Regions from separate parts of the Mus musculus genome. Here region 2 is linked to region 1. Evidence: chromatin loops called from intact Hi-C (ENCODE). Cell type or tissue: heart. All regions are shown on one strand. Links, peaks and the distances in the headings refer to the core of each region. The heading gives the core; the rest is flanking DNA.

Evidence for each region. Hi-C counts contacts between places; a loop is a spot of excess contacts. Peaks named below come from ENCODE experiments on the same cell type or tissue, not always from the same donor. Only the 100,000 strongest peaks of a DNase experiment are listed, where the experiment ranks them.
Region 2: a loop joins it to region 1, with 7 times the contacts of the local background. A loop is called at or near these places in 13 of 42 quality-filtered maps.

Annotation. Positions count from the first base shown.
Region 1 is chr6:53,140,536-53,149,127 of GRCm38, forward strand. No RefSeq gene overlaps it. Among named protein-coding and RNA genes, the nearest start is that of Jazf1, 76 kb to the left of the region's middle. In heart, for the core only: a CTCF peak has its summit at 3,679 (motif pointing left); no DNase peak of the experiment used is centred there.
Region 2 is chr6:53,029,000-53,037,591 of GRCm38, forward strand. The region is part of intron 1 of Jazf1 (JAZF zinc finger 1); the gene reads right to left. Among named protein-coding and RNA genes, the nearest start is that of Gm33097, 35 kb to the right of the region's middle. In heart, for the core only: CTCF peaks have their summits at 674 (motif pointing left) and 3,934 (motif pointing right); no DNase peak of the experiment used is centred there; H3K27ac peaks cover 1,683 bases.

The sequences.
Region 1 (8,592 bases), core at 186-8,185:
AACTTGAACTTGAAACAACCCTACTGCCTCAGCCTCCTGGGCACCAGGATTATGGAATTAAGCCTCCATATGTGGGTTGACAGTAGGTGTGACAGAAAATGGTTACTACAAACAGACCCTCTTTCTGGCACCCAGCATAGATTGCTCCCATTAATCTGCTTTTAGTAGGCCTGGGACTCTTTATATATCACGATTACTATGTTTCAGCCTGGTGTTCATATTAGAATTTTACTTTCTCTGTAGTAAGTCTTTCTGATTAAATGATATAGCTAAATTTAAAAAGTGAACAAGGAGGATGGGGAAAGCATATAAAGGTGATGAGGGAAAATCCCACTTCATTCTCCCCACCCCCACCCCCAGCTGCTCATTCACTGCCTCCCAAGTCATCTGTTATAATTAACTTTCTCACATATCCTGCTGAGAAAGAGTTCATATGCAGGAAGTATCTGCTCTCCATTCACAGCTATGCAACGACTCTTCAAAGCTCATTACATCTAGCAAAACACAAATCCCATATCCATGAAACAACTCTGAAACTTTCCCCTCAGCTCTTAGGAGCCATCAGGCTACAGTCTCTGGGACATTGACTACTCTAGGGACTCCAGGTGAGCATCTTTATGTCATATTTATAATTTTGTAACTAGCTTATTTCACTTAGGATAATGCCATCAAAATTTCTCTACACTGTAGCATAGATCATGGTTTCTTTCCTTTGTTAAGACCGAATAACCTCCCATCATGTGGTTATACCACTGTTTGCTTATCTGTCCATTCATGGGCACTGTGGTACTTCTGTGTTTGGATTAATGATACTTACTTCTATGAACATGAATTGTAGGTATTTCATTAGAACCCTGCTTATAATTCTTTTAGGTATATATCTAGAAGTAGAATTTCTAGATCCTATGGTAATCCTATTTTCGTTTTTTTAAAAAACTGCCAAAACATAGTGACTGTGCCATTTTGCATTCTTACTAGAAGTATATAAAGGTTCCAGTGTTTCCACATCTGTTACCAACCTTACTTTTGGAGGCTTTGATGGGGCATTCCTAAGACTATATACAGTACTCTAACTCTAGATCTGATTTGCATTTCTCAACTGAGCAACATGGTTGAGCTTCCATCCCTTGACATGTCACTGGCCATTTACAGACCTTAAGATGGTGACTAAGGTCTCGCATCATCTGTTTTAAATCAGGGGTGGCTGTTCTTGTGGTCCTGTATTCTGGCATCACTTCCCATTGTTAGACACATAAATGGCATGTGAGCTCTTCTTGCCTCTGCATCCTTTGGTTGTGTCCTTTGATGCTCAACTCCTAAACACCGGTGTAGCTTAGTTTATGTACTCCCATTGCCTGTGCTTTGGTCTTATATCTCCAGAAGCCATTGGTAAGTCTGTGGGTAGGCCTTCCCTGTTGTCTTTTGAGCAGGTTTTAGTTTTACCGCTTATGTTCAGGTGCTGGATATATTGTGAGTTAACAGCTAAATGGTGCAAATCAAGCCAATGGCTCTGTCTTCAGCTATTTCTAAGTTCTGTAACTCATCCACAGAGCCTTTGCATTTCAACAATTATAGTTTTGCTTGCTTAAATGTAGCTTGATTCCCTCATGAATCTGCCTAGACATTTGTTATCATTTGCTATTTATAAATATTTTACTCTTTGAATTTAGGAAGCATTTCTTTTTTTATTGTAATATGATCTGAGTATTTTATTCTTTCTTTTTTTCTCTTTCTTTTTTAAATTTATTTTTCATTAGGTGTTTTCTTCATTTACATTTCAAATGCTATCCCCAAAGTCCCCCAGACCCCCCCCCCACTCCCCTACCCACCCACTCCCACTTCTTGGCCCTGGTGTTCCCCCATACTGAGGCATATAAAGTTTGCAAGACCAAGGGACCTCTCTTCCCAATGATGGCCGACTAGGCCATCTTCTGATACATATGCAGCTAGAGATAGGAAGCATTTCTATACAGACATGTTTTATTTGTGATAACTGACACCCAAGGTCCATTGGGAGAAGGATTTTTCAATTTTTGGGTGTAGTTTCTGTGGACTCTTAGGGTGGCTTGTTCTTGTGTATTCTTAATTTTTTAAATTGTAAAATTCATGTTTTACTTAGCCAATCCTTTACCAATTCAACAAATATAAATTGAGTGTTTACTATCTCTAAGATATATGTATATGTTGAGAGAGAGAGACAGAGAGAGAGAGAGAGAGAGAGAGAGAGAGAGAGAGAGAGAGAGAGAGAGAGAGAGAGAGAAGGTTTGGGTCTTTTGAGACATTTGTTGGTTAGGACAGCAGAGGCAGAGGTTTGAACTCTGTGCATACCAAGCACTTACAAACCAAATTATCTCCCCATCCCCCGAAGATCTATTAATTGTTAAGCAAAATACAATATGCATCTACAATGGATTGTTATTCAACCTAAAGAAGAAATGTTGACATATTCAAAACATACATGAAAGTTGACCTTATAAAATAAATAAATTAAGCCAGCTTAAAAAAAAAAAGCCGTATAAACTGGGTATGATTTAAATCCAGTGAGGTGCCTAAAATAATCAGTTCAGAGGAGAATATTGGTTGCCAGAGGTTTGTGGGAGGCTGAGGACAGGAGGCTGTCAGCTATGGGGAGAGTTCTGCATGCAGGCTGCCTTGTAATAAGAGTGTACTAGCATTGCTGTTCGGTACACTTAGAATGATTGCCCGGGAGAAGTTGATGCTATGTGTCTGTGTCACAACTAACATTTAAAAGGTTAAAGAACAAGAACGAGGGAGAGACATTAGAGATAGTAAGTTTGGAACTGTTCCGGGAGGTTCTTTCGTAAGGGAGACAGATGATGACAGAAGATAGGTCAGGAGTGTTTGTGCCTATTCTAGCCTGACCTGTCTGTTCAGATGCACAAGGAATTGTATTTATGGATACAAGATTCCCTATAAGAAGGAAGCATTAGCAAGGTTCAGGCAGAAATTGTTAGGCAGGTGAGTTTTGTGCCTACACTAGGCTACTAGTGCCTACAATAAAATACATTAGTGTTTTTTCTTTGATATTTAGTGTTGAATATAGATCAGATACAGTTGTTAATACTTGCTACTTGGAAAACACACAAATTAAGGCTTTATATTATCTTCAACCGTGGGAGCCACATATGGAATCTTAGGAGACTGATGTGCTAGAGAGCTGTGAGGGTGGCCCTCGGCCCACATCCCGCCCTTCTGCTTCTAGCAATTCCTAGGTCTTACGGAGGCATTAAGAAAAATGGGAAATTTCACCTTCAAGTTTCATTTGGTTGCATTTTGCTGTATATGAAAAAATTAAAAAATGACTATTTTTGAAAATAGTTGCCAGTGGGATAGAAAAATATCTGTTTGGGAAGGAAAAATTTGTGTAAATTTTCTAGAACTTTTACCTTGGACCATGCAGTGATTTTTTTTTTTTTTTTTTTTTTTTTTTTTGGCTTGGGCAATTTGAAAGTGCCTAGCTATCTACCTTCCAAAAAACGGGCCTGGTAAATTTTGTGACTTGCCAGTTTGTGTGAACAAAATGAGGTCTTTATAAAAATCTCAATTCGGTTTCTGAAAGAGATTGATATAGCTGGACAGTTAACAGAAAGGTCTGCTCTACTTGGGCCTGAAATTCCTTCTTTGGGTTACAGACTCTCTGCCCCCTGGTGGCCTTCCAGGGGGCTGCTTTGGTTGCTTTGGGTTTTTCTTCAATGCAGGCTTTTGTACCAAAGTCTGGTTTGATAATTACGTGGTTGCCTGGCTGCAGGTCCTTAGAACAATTATGCATCAGGCTTTTGCTTGTGTGAGGAGGCTGGGTCCCAGCCTGGAAATGAAATGTTTAGAAGTCATTTAGTTCACTTGGATGACCAAAGACAATCTGATAGCCAGGCATGCCACAGTCTGCATGTGTTTTCTTTCTGTCTGTCCCCTTGAAGACAGTGTGATGGCAAGAACACTGGGGGAAATATAATAAAGGAATCAAGATCACCCACAGCCTGTCAGCCACAGGGTCCTCACAGTGAGTGCCGTTGCTTCCTAGGAGTCTCTGGGAGTGAGAGTTATCTGTAACTGTTTGCATCACAGACACTAAACTCTAAGCACATTCAGGTCATAGAGAGCATGGAGCAAGATAAAGACGATGGACCCAACCCAACCCAACCCCCAGCTTGCAGGCTAAAAATGGGCTCACATTTCAAAAGTCCCAGAGACTAACATGTGGTGATAATTATGCCAAATTCAAATTCCAGTATCCAGAAAGGAAGTTTTATCGAAACTACATGTTTATTTATGCATCATTTGCACACGCAGAGCAAAATGGTAGGTAAAATCAGAAGTGCTCACATCTTCCCGTTATTAAAAAGGTTATCAGCTTTGATGTGAGATTAGCATTTCAAAACCCTCAATGTTTAAAAAATATGGCATCAAAATTATAATTTAGTCATTTAAAAATTCCTATAGAGTTGAAGATGTAGCTTACTAGTAGGGTATTTGAATAGTATATTAGATCCCCAGAAACACACACACACACACACGCACATACACACATGCACATACATGCATGCATGCACACACAGAAATATAAATGTATGTTAATTATCAACATTTTCCAATTTATTTCATTTTTTCCCTGTTTTAGTTATGCAAAACAAAAAAATGTATAGGGATTGTGGAATTTCACTGTTAAAATAGAAGCAGTCCATGCTCCCGATGAATTTTCACATATACTACTATGCCAACTCAGTGTTTAATATTTTGGGATGTATAAACGATGTTTACTGGGTACCTCACAGGCGTCTGTGGGTGTAAAGGTCTATGTGAGCTTTAGCTTTCTTTTACACATTCTTTTCTACCTTTTCCTAACCTAATGAGCTGCTGCTGTCTTGGGCAGGGGTTAATGGCCTTCTCCCCTCTCCTCCTTCACTGTGGCTGTCCCTGCCCTCTTCCAGGTGACCTCGTGTGGCAGACACCTTGAGAGGGTAAACTCACTGGGAGTTTTAGCAGTACACCTTTGAGAAGTGAGGGAACTGCCACCCACTTGTTCTTGCGTCAGGGAGAGGCTCCTTTAGCGGTATGGAGTGGTCTGCCTTTCCTAGAAGGGTAGGAGTAGAGGAATGCTCACTCTCTTGCCGAGGAAGGCTGGGCACTTCAATTGGTCTCTGCAGAAATGGCTAGAAGTGTAGATGCCCCCACATGTGGCCCAACAGTGCCTGTCTGACCACAGTGACACAGGAGGTGGCCCTTCTCCCCACTCCCCTGCCCTGCCAGTCATCTTCCCAGCCACCTTGACTGCCTTCTCACACAGGTACCAATTTATAGTCAAACTCCAGTTTGTGAGTGGATAAGCTTTTCACACATCACCCACATCTGTCCAAATGCCTTTTAAAACATGTGAACTATGGCCTCCCAATTCAGCGCTGTTTCACTGTGGACAGGATTTGCATTTCCGTCATGGCTATGGGTTGAGAATCTTCTCAGGTGCCTATCAGATGTAGATGTCTTCTGCAGAGAGATATCTAATTCTCTTGGTTGCGTTCCTGGCCTTTACTTTGTTGAGCTATACATGTTGTGATATATGCTAGGTAAATTATCTTATCAGAAGTATTATTTGAAGAATTTTTTTCCATCCTATGGATTGCCTTGATGTTATGAACACTTTTAATTTAATGAAGTCCAATTAATTTATTTCTCTTTTGTCGTGGTGCTTCTGGAATTTTCCCTGAAGATTTACCCTTAGTCCAGGGCTGTGGAGATTTGTGCCCATGCATTCTTCTAGATGCTGGGAGACTTACCTCCCCACTTATTTCTGTACTATTTTAAGCTAGTTTTGGTGTTTGCAGGAGACAGAGGCATACACATTTAAGAATGAAATCTAAAGCCATGTTACATGACAAACACTCAGCTTTTAAAATGCTGTCCAAAAATAAATTTACAGTCACGGTGAACTAGTAGCTTTAAGTTCCTAAAACGTCCTGCTTTGAAGTTTAGTAGAATAGACATTTCAATGGATTGTCACTAGGCTAAACTTCAGAAAGATATTTAAAAGGATGCTTTCTCCTTTTACAATCTGGGGAAGGGATTGACAGTGGCTGCTGTCTGAGAAGGTCCGTATGACAGAGCTCTGCATTCTTATTTTCATAAGAATGATGGTCATAGGAAAGACGTGGAGTTTCCCTAAATGTGTTTCCCTAGCTACTATGGTAAGTGCTCACATGCCGGTCTGTATCTTAACCATCTCTGCTGTTTGTCCCATGTCCAAGATGAGGGTTACTGCTGTTAGCCTATGTGAACAGTGACTTGCTCAGTTCTAAAGAGTGCATGGAACTGAGCAATAAACATCTTCTAAACTATGTGATCAACTGTATATATGGTCCCAACCAGAACTATTAGCTGTAACACATGCCTTCATATTTACTTGTAGAACTGAAATCAATTATCCTAAAACCAGTAACAGGGTTTTTTTGTTTTTTGTTTTTTTGTTTTTTGTTTTTTTTTTTTTTTTTTATGTGCAGAAGACATTTAAGGCAGGAAACAAATACTGGTCTAGTTTAATATTTGCAATAAGTACCAAAAGGTGCCCCCCCCCCCGGCATATCTTAAGATGAACTCTAGTTTGTTTTAATAAACTATATGGCTGAGCTAGCCCAGGCAAAGATATGCAGGCCAGTGGAACATGCTCTGAAGGCACTTCAAGGTGGACTCTCTGTACTGCAAAGTCTCCGAAGAAGCAGTCTCTCCTTGAAGGCTATGGTGTCTGATCATTAAGCCTCAGTGAACAGAAAGTATGTACCTGAGTTTCATTCCTTTTTACCATGCTAAATTGAATTTGACTTGGAAACAAACAGGCTTTTTTTTTTTTTTTTGAGTAAATAGCAGCTGGTATATGTTGGAGAGTTTTTTCCCAGTTCTTACTTCTTTCTTTATCATCTTTCCCTCTGCTATCTACACCCCTTCCAGTTTGCCGTACTCAGATTACCATTCCTGATTTCTCTGTCTTCTTCCCCGAGGAGTTGCTTCCTTCACCCAACTGCTTATAGAAATAAACCAAGGCTTCTCTTTCTCCCAACCACCTGCTCAGTATGCATTCGGGAGACCAATTATAACTGAGAGGAAAATCCCCTTCGAACAGCTGATTCAGAGCATGGATTTGGAGGCTTATCTTCTGTCTGCATCATAGGGTCATGCCAGGGTCATCCCTTGAGCAAATGTCTCTTTGGCTCCTACCGAGCTTATCCTGCAATGTGCATATGGGGCCCTCTTTCTTTGGTCTATGAAACTGTTGAGCAGAAGCACCCCTTTGACATTCTAACCAGAGTCTTGACATCACACAGTACACAGCATTGCAGAGTTTGACTGTGTGCTGAGACCCTCCCTGAGTACTTTCTATTGATTTCTTTAAAAATAATTATTAAAGAATAGGGTAGCACTTCTCAGACTCCTATCCTAGATCCTGCAGCAGTGTCACAGAAATGACAATTCCAGTTCAGTTGCTCTGTATTTCTACCAAGCTCTCTACCAAACCTGATGCTGTGGTCCACAGAAGCACTGAGTACCCAGTGCTAGGCACTGCAGCCTGGAAAGAACTCAGGGTTCTTCCTGACAGCCCAAGGATTTCCTTTGAACAGCTCTCTGACTTGACTGAGTATGCATTCATGTATTGTCTCCTCTACATAGTTCAACTCTACCCTTGCCATCAGCATATGTGCTGAAGGATGCTTGTCTACATGTCTGCTTCCTAGGTTGTGAAAGTACAGAGTAGAGATAAACTGTTTTTTAATGTGAGGAGCTAGAACATCACCTGGAAAAAACAGTAGGAATTAGACAAATATTTACTGAAGAAAAACAAAAAACCTTCCACCTACCAACACATACACACATTGTAGTGGTTTGAATGAGAATGGTCCATATGTATCTTGGTTCCCAGTTGGTGGAATTGTTTGGGAAGGATTAGGAGGTATGGTCTTGTTGGAAGAGGTGAGACACTAGGTGTTTGCTTTGATGTTTCAAAAGACTCCTGGGATTCCCAGTAAGTGCGCTCTCTCTCTCTCTCTCTCTCTCTCTCTTGTGGTTATGGATAAAAATGTGACTTCTTAGCTGTTCCTTTGCTCTGCTGCCATGGATTTCAAGGTTCTCAGATTGTAAGACATATTAAATACTTTCTGTAAACTTCCTTAGTCATGATGTTTTGTCATGGTAATAGGGAAGTAGCTAGTATATACATAGATAAAATTCATAAAGTTAAAATCATCTTTCCCAAACACCTACATAGACTGAAAGAGCAACAACAGATGCAGAGACCTAGCTGTACTATATGGAGATCTGAGCTGTGGTTGGTTGAATTGCACCCTCCCCATACATAGCAAAGTCCTTATCCCCAATACCCAAAATTGTGACTTTATTTGGTAATGGGGACATTGCAAATCTATTCAGTTAAGATGGTCACATGGAGTAAGATGGGACCTTCACTCACAAAGACTGCTGTCTTTTATTAATTGGTTGATTGTTTCTTTGTTTTGTTTTATTTTGTTTGAAACAGGATCTTATTTAACTTAGACTAGTCTTAGACTCATTTCAGAGCTGAGAAAGACTTTG
Region 2 (8,592 bases), core at 417-8,416, 110 kb before region 1:
AGAGGCTCGGCTTTCTGAGCAATAGAAGGGACTCTTAGAACTTGCCCTAAGTTGTATGGGTGCACAGAGAAGGAATGCTGGAAAGTTCCTGTATGGTGTTGGTAAGAAGTCAGCAAGAGTCAAACAGGCCAGTTCTCCCCAGCAAAAACATTGCATTTAGAACAATACCAGATTCTTTCCAGAAAGACTCAATTCAACGTTTATGCTATCACCTTATATATTCTCCAAGACTAAACTAGACATTTTTCAATACAGCATGCCCTAAGAACAAAGTTTCTGCCATTAACAGAAACTAAGCAACAACAGAGACAAAAAACAAATGAAACCACTGAACTTGGGTTTTGGTTCTTGCTTTGATCCCCGTACAAGCACATTCGGCAGCCGCTACGCCTTCTCCTTCAGCATCACATGAGCTTCTGAAGCTGGGTGTCAGTGCATGGCATTATCTTAAGCTAAGCCTTGAGCTGGGTGTCAGTGCATGGCATTATCTTAAGCTAAGCCTTGCAGATTTTTTCTCTAAACAACAGCTTGTAGTAATACTTTCAACTGTGGCTGGGGAGATGGTTTGGTGTTTAAGAGCACTGGCTGCTCAGTTCCCAGCGCCTGCACAGCAGCTCACAGCCATCTGTAACTCCAGTCCTAGGGGATCGGATGCCCCCTGCTGGCCTCCACAGATATCGGGCACAGATGTGGCACCCAATCATACATGCAGGCAAAATAACTCATTCAAATAAAGTTCAATTTAAATTTTTAAAAAGAAATAAATATATTTAATTATTTATCCTCTCTGACTCTTTCACACTCACTAAGGATTGAACTCAGGACTATCCTATCCTATCCTATCCTATCACTGAGTTCATACTTCATCAAAAATATTACAAATTAATAATGATCATAACTGATTCATAACCTATTACTGAGTTTATGCAGTTAAGAAAAAACTATATTTAAAAGAATAACAGCTAAATTATAGAATTCCTGCAAAGAGGATTTTTTTTTTACCACTTTGATAAAGTATCTGAGAAATTAGTTTAAAGGGCAAAAAAGTTTATCTGAATCAGTTTCAGCCCATGTGTCTGTTGCTTTGGGCCTATAGTTACACCGAATGTCATGGTAGAGCACAGGCCCAGAGATACTCGTTCACTTCGGAGCAATAGGAAGCAGAGACAAGAGGAGATTGAGGTCCTAATATTCTCTCCAGTAGGCCTACACCCTGAATATCCCACCATCTTCTAATAGCACCATGGGGATGGGAAACAAGCCTTAAAATCGCAGACCTTTGGAGAGGCATACAAAGTTGAAACTATAGCAAGAATGAGGCAGGTCTTGTACTAATACAAAGAGATTCTTAAGAAAGATTCAACTAGACTGGTGCAATGGCTCCGAGGTCAAAAGTACACACGGAACCTGCAAAGGCTTACAACTGCCTCTGGCTCTAGATCCAGGGGATGGCCACTTTCTTCTGGACTCCATGGGCACCTGTACTCACATAGACACACACACACACACACACACACACACACACACACACACACTACAGTGTTTCGAGTCAACATGCCTAGGAATGAAGAATCAGTAGTGGAGGACTCATAGCTTCTGCAGCACTGAGGATATTTACAAACTGCTTTAGCACCACTAATCAGTGATTCCTTCTGAACCACAGCCCCTTGAATGCTGGCAGTACTGCCCTTCAACTAAGGTAAGATGATGACCCAGTAAATCAGCTTCAAGTTTATCGCTTACCCCTTAGCAAGGAACCAAGAAAACTTTTCAAGTATTCTCAGCATACTGCATCCAAGGAAACAAACTGCTTGGTCTAGAATGCCAAGTTCTCATTGTGCTCTTCCCATTATTCAGTTGTCAATTTCCCTGCCCAAGAAGCAGACGTTTTCAGAAAACAATGGGGGCTGCAACCTGATTCCAGAGATCCAGACTCTGCCTGCCAATCAGCAGTAACACACTCTGTCATCAAGAGGCCAGGTCACCTCATGGCCAGGGTCCCTTCAGGCTTTTTATAGAACAGTTGGGGAAGAAAGAAGAGAGACAAGAAAGACCAACTTAATAAAAATTAAATTAAATAAGCAACAGGCTAGCATAAAAACAAATATACATATAACCACAGTTTAATTACTGTATAATCATCTATAGTAAATATGCCCATTTGTATTATAAATCAGACTAATTCTTTTAAAAAAGAGCATATGGACAGATGAATAAAGATTTCTAATTTTTCTACTTCAGCTTTGTAAATCAAAATTGAATTTGTTGGGAAATGGCGGATGATTTCCCAGCACTGTTATCCCTGTTCCAAGAAGAGAGACGAGGACGCCAATGCTGGGGAGACGCAGGGATTCATTCCGGTTGGCCTTTTCAAATTTACATTTTACTTCATTTGGGAAATGAGATCACTTTCTGTCTTCTGTTTGGAAAATTATTTTCCACTTAAATGTAAACACATGTTCAATACTGTTAAGGGGACAGAGGTCATGGTGATATTTTGGAGTGACTACTTTTGCCCCTCCTAGGCTGCTCTGTATTTCCTGCAAGAGGACAGAGTAGGGCAAGGGGGATGCCCCAATCTGAAATGGCCAGAGGGCTGCAGCCATGGTATTAGGAGGTCAAGCCTCCCACAGAGATGGAGCACACCTGAGCGCACTAAAAAGGAAGACAAAGAAAGCCCAGAACTGAGAAGAAGCACTGCTCAGGCCCCCTTCCCCGCCTTAATCACAAACTGTCTAGGCTTAACCTTTATCTAACGCTCCATGACTCCTTTTCACTTAGCACTGTGTCTTTTTAATAGACATCCAACAGATAATAGGACAGAAATGGTAGACAGCAACTGTTGTTAAAGGAGCAGGAGAACCCGCTGGCAACAGCCCTGATTGTCCCTTTCTTTTACTAAGAAAGAACATAGGTAAAATAAAATTATTCACTTTTTTATTTAGTTTGAAGAACCTAGCAAACAAGATCAGGTGGCTATTGCAAAACAAGCAAAATACCAGAATCTTTGCATTAACTCCCCAAATCCCCCTGTGCCTCTGCTAGCCAATTCCCTCTACCAGCCCGGCACAAGGATAACTGACTGGCTTCTTTCTGCCTGTAGCATCCTGCTTTTTTTTTCCTGGAATTTCCTATCACTGGCACCACATGCTGGTAGCCTCCGGGTCTAGATAGTTAGGGTCCGTATCACAGGCTGAGCTCTGTGTGTGCCGCAGTGCAGGTGGGGCTTGCTCCTTCGCCCGTTCAGCTGGTTTCCTTCTGCACACAATTACATAAGCTCCATGCTCACACTCTAACACTATGTCTTGACTGTCCTTGATTTATCCTCTGTAAAAACATCAGTCATGGTTCTGGTAAGATACAAAGACAGCCTCTGCCTGGCAAGCCAACAATTTAAACAGAGTTAGAAATGCTTAGATAAAGCAATGAGAAGGGGGCAGCAGAGAAATGGGCAACTTCCTGAAACACTCTCGACACAGGAGACCAGGTATGCATTGAGTTCATAAAGGCCATTTCCCCACTCGTCAGCAAGTTTGTTGGTCATAGTGTGTCTCCTGCACACTGTGAGGTGGTACAGGAACTACCTGTGGCACCTGGAGATTTGGGGATTCCGGGTGTTTTAGATGAGCTACTCTTAAATAAATCTATCTTATGAAGTGCCTAGAGTGTTAAGTACTACAGGGTGTTAACTCTGTGTTTTGATCAACACACTGTACTGACCATAACTGAACTTCCCTTGGTGTCTAATCATTGTCAGCATTCTGACCAAGAACTATATCAGATGTCATCATGGGTTATCACTCTGGCAGCCTGGTGGTTTGCTATTTTAAGTAGCCCTAAACTATTGTGATTGGTTTTCTTTTAAGGGTATGGGTGTTTGGCCTGCATGTATGCCTGTGCACTGTGAGCATGTCTGATGCCCTCAGAGACCACAAGAGGGCGCTGGACTTTTCACACTGTGGATATGTCCTTTCCTCTAACCTACAACTGTTCCTCTTTGGAAATGTCCTAATTATAAAATATTTCCATCATACAGAAAACTCCAAAAAAGAAGAATCCAAGCGCCCACCGCCCAGTTTCATTTTTCAAGTGTTCACAGTGGACACACTTGCTTTGGATTAATTTTTTCTCTCCGGACACTGGTTTCACATTATGAAAGTAGTTTAGCCTTCTCCAAGACATTTGTATGATGGAGAAATCACTCACAATTCACCTCAAGCACTGTTCACATTTTGATGAATTTTATTTTTTCCCTCTTTCAAGGGGGATTCCCACCATGCTGTGAGCATGCATATAATTTGGACTTTCTTTCATAATAATGGTCTAGTACACATGTTTCTTTTGGCTGCTACAAAACTTATCATTAGAGGCTTCAGAATACAATGAGTTATCCTTTTCTGACCAGTCTCATTATTTATTTATGATATTTCTAATTCTTTGCTATTAACCATATCAACCTCAAAATATCTTTACACATATTGCTTAACCTTCTTATTGTTAACGCACCCAGAACACAAGCTTGAGTTTTACACAGGTGTGCTATCTCCTTACCTAGGAGAGTGGCTTCCTGGAACATCTGAGTGAGGCCCAGAAAAGCTTTCATTCACTTACTCAGCAGTCCACTCAGAACACCTCTACTCCATTCCTACTGAAGACTAGAAACTTTATTTTAATGTAGCATAGCATAAGTTAAAAACACTAAGGCAAGGTCTTTGCCCTGAGGCTTTCCAGCTAGCTGAGAGACAGGCCTACTGCTCAGGAAACAAGCAGACAGCAGTGAGGAACAGGCGTGCCTCCATGGCCGTGGTGGTCTTCACAGCCCCAGCACAGCTGCAGACCCACTCACGAGAGGAATCTTTCTTGGATTCTGCATTAAGGATGGGCAGGATGACTCTACTGATAGACAAGGTTGGCCTCACACTATCTGCCCACTAAACCACATTGCTCTGACTTGTGTGAAGAGATGGCACCCAAAACTTTTTTATTCTGAATCCAATGGTATATGGGACAGAAATGGTAACCTCTTTCCCAGCATCAAGCATGGCTTCTGTCCTTTTGGGTAAAGAAACACAGATGTCAGGCACCCTTTCTGGAATGCCAGGAAGCTGATATATGTAAGATGAACTACACAGCTTATCAGTAACTTCTCACAGCTTGCCAACTGAACAACTATATCCTGTTCCTTGCTCCGCTAAAGATTCATTCTTCTTAAGGCCTCTTAGGCTAGAAAATGTACCAAAATATGATGCCAGTGTTAATGAATATGCCCACAGGGCAAATGGGCTCATGGTTCATCAATAATTATTTTTCCTTTTCTTTTTTGAAGACCAAAACATAGACATACAAACAAAACAGATGAGCAGAAAGATTTGAGTCAAATAACCAGGCCCCTTTACCCATTCACTCATGGTTTCTTAGATATTGGCCCCTCTCTTCAGAGACTATGACAAATACCCCAACATGTCCCCTGGTATGACAAACAGGGAGAAGCATGTGGTCAGTCAGCCAACAAGAAGCAGCAGCTGTAGAGGCTTCAGGTCATGAGACTAATAAGCTCACAGAAAAGCACAAACTCCATCGGAATCGTCCACTGGGGTTGGGTCACTTCGCTTTAAACCTGAGTGCTGGCCAAATAGATGGATCTGCTGAAATGCAGGATGCAGCAGCAACGTGCTAGGTACTAATACAGGACAGCTCACTGGCTCTTAACAGGCCACTCCTTGTCTTCTCCTTGTCCATTTTCTTCCTCTGTTGTCTTTCCCACATTGATTGTAAACATGTAACAGTGTTGACTGTTGAAGTGACCTCTGCAGATGATCCCACCTAAAGCAAACAGCACCACGTGGCCTGAGGGCAAAGATAGCTTGCACTAGAAGGCTTCACCTTTCCGAGTGCTGCAGCTGGGAGCACCTAGGTTCTTCAGGAACCTTCTAGGTTATTTTAGAGAGGCTGACAGAGAAAGAAGTGTCTCTCAGAAAGAGAAACCACCTTGGTGCTAGTAACAGACAGGTACAAAAAACTCGAGGAAATGGTACTCAAGTCCTGCCAGAGCATTAGAGGGTGGGACAGCAGGACTGAATGGAACAGGGCGAACAAGCTATAGACGTGTGGGAACTGCCAGTATTTTGGAATAGATGCTGATCCAAAGGGCCCTCTTAAAATTTTAGACTAAACACACACACACACACACACACACACACAAAACCAACCAAACAACAACAACAACAAAAACAGGAAATAAAGGCAGGGTGGGAGGGCACAGACTGACAAAAACAATGTTATATTGTAAGGAAGAGTTTGGAAGCAAAACACCTGCTATCTCATTCTTCATAAACACCGTCCTAAGAGAAACTTAATACACACACTCATCTCAGAAAAAGGGCAGGATGACACATACAGCTTTAAAAACTGCCACTCCAATGTGGCTAACCTTTATTCCCATTTCTCTGCGGGCCAGGGAAATGCTGTCACTGCGTTGCTTCAGGCTAGTTCCTCCAGAGCATAGGAGGGCCTTCTCCACCTCTCCTAAGATGCCTAGCAGCTTACTGCATTCCAAGGTGAGGACAGTCAGGAAGTGCTGGGTTCGTGGATACAGAGCCAACATGCTTTTGGTTCCACGTGTCACCAGGCACCCATGATACCTTGACATTCAAATCTCTTATCCAGATATCCAAAATTCTACCAGTCACATGTGTCTTCAGGCTGTGTATGAAATACATGCAAATTATTTCAAAATATTCAAAATAGTTCGTGGACTTGATAGATAAAAGGTAGCCATGGAATTCCATGAATGAAGAATCTATACTAAAAGACAACAGGCTGTGTAAGAGTCATGCACACACAAAGGATAAGACAGACCTCATACAGCAGCCTTAGAAACACTATACAGACAGTCTGAAAGGCAGTAGACTCGCACAGTGACAGTTCTCTGGACTAGGGCTGTGCTTTATGTTTTGTGTGTCTTAATTTTCTACAATATATTTTCATATTTTTAAGACTCATCTTCATTTTCTACAATGCATTCAAAACCAGAACATGAAATCTTTTTGGTTTTCAAAGTGTGAGGGTCATAACTAACAGTGTTTAAAAACAAACAATCCCCCAACCTTCATTTTGAAATTGTGACAGTCTCAATTCAATAAAAATTCATAATAATATTTCTCATAATAAGAGATTGTATACACGCTGATGCGCACTTGCTGGTCTTTCTGCCTTGGCCTATCTAATTATTTTATTTGTAGACTACTCAAAGCAAATCAATAGCTCTGTGCCTTTCTGTTCTTGAATTCTAACATGATAAAGTAGAGATTTCAATGTGATCTAACATAGAAACAAAATCCATCCAGAAAAATTGATGGATCAGATATTCTTAAAAACAACAACAACCACCACAAAAATATAGACATGAATCTGAGCAGAGGGGAACAGGGCTGTTTAATAGATGTGATGGTTTTCAGGACTTCTAAACCACTACGTAGAGGATTCCCCTATCTAATTTCTCCAACAATTTCACAGAGATTTCTTCTGAATGCCAAAAACGTTTTTGAAGTAGGAATTAAAATAAATGATTTGATTGACCACTCAGCAAAACGAAATCTAGTTCCCGGGATAAGTAACCTGGTCCCTGCTCCCAAGCCCCGCCGCTTTCTGACAAGTACAGACATTTTCCCTCTCCAAGTCAGCGCCTTCGCTTCTTCTGGCCACACAACTGAAAAAGGATCTTAATCCACTCACAGTTCCTCCCCTAAGAAGATTAAAAAGAACGTATCCAGGAAATGTCATAATGATACAAGTGGCTGTGGCAGGTCAGTGACAGATAGATGGATGGATGGATGGATGGATGGATGGACAGACAGCAAGGTGCTGCGGGTGGGCAGAGTGACTGGAAGGGGGTTATGGGCATGAAAATGAAGGCTAGCGAAGGGGAAGCCAGGGAGGACACACAGGTCAGAGAACACAAGTACTGGCATGCTCAGAAACACAACACACTCACAGATTTGTGAATAAGCAGGGCTTTCCTAACTGTGGTGCCCAGCCTGTTTAAAATCGACTGCGTTGCACTTTCACAATGGGCAGTAAGGATTGGTTTCTTAGTTTCTAACAAGAATCTGTAAAATGTATACATTACATAAAAGGCAGGTTGAGCTACCTAAGTATATACAGCTCCTATACGCCAATCTCCAGTTCATCACAGTTCCCCTTGGAGTAGAAACAAAGATGGAGATAAGGCTTGAGCAGACACTGTCTCCCTGCAACCTAACAATCTGCCTTGGGGCCAGGCCAGACGCTACTGTTCATGTAGTGAGAGGTCCCCAGCCTGTACCCAGCACTGGCGCTCCTTTCCACACTGCACTACCTGCAGGGCTCTCCATCTCCCCTCTGGCTAAGCACAGACTGCCTTGCCCACCGGTCTCTGCACACACAGTCACCAGTGAGTGGTGTGACCCTGTTCTACCACTCATTCTTCCTTCTAGGCCCTGCTCCAAGGCAACTCTGAGGTTTGATCCTGTACCTCTTTCCATGTTCTCTGACCTCATCTGCACCTCTCTACTCAGTCCTAGAGCATCGAGGAGCTACCAGCACCCTCCTAAG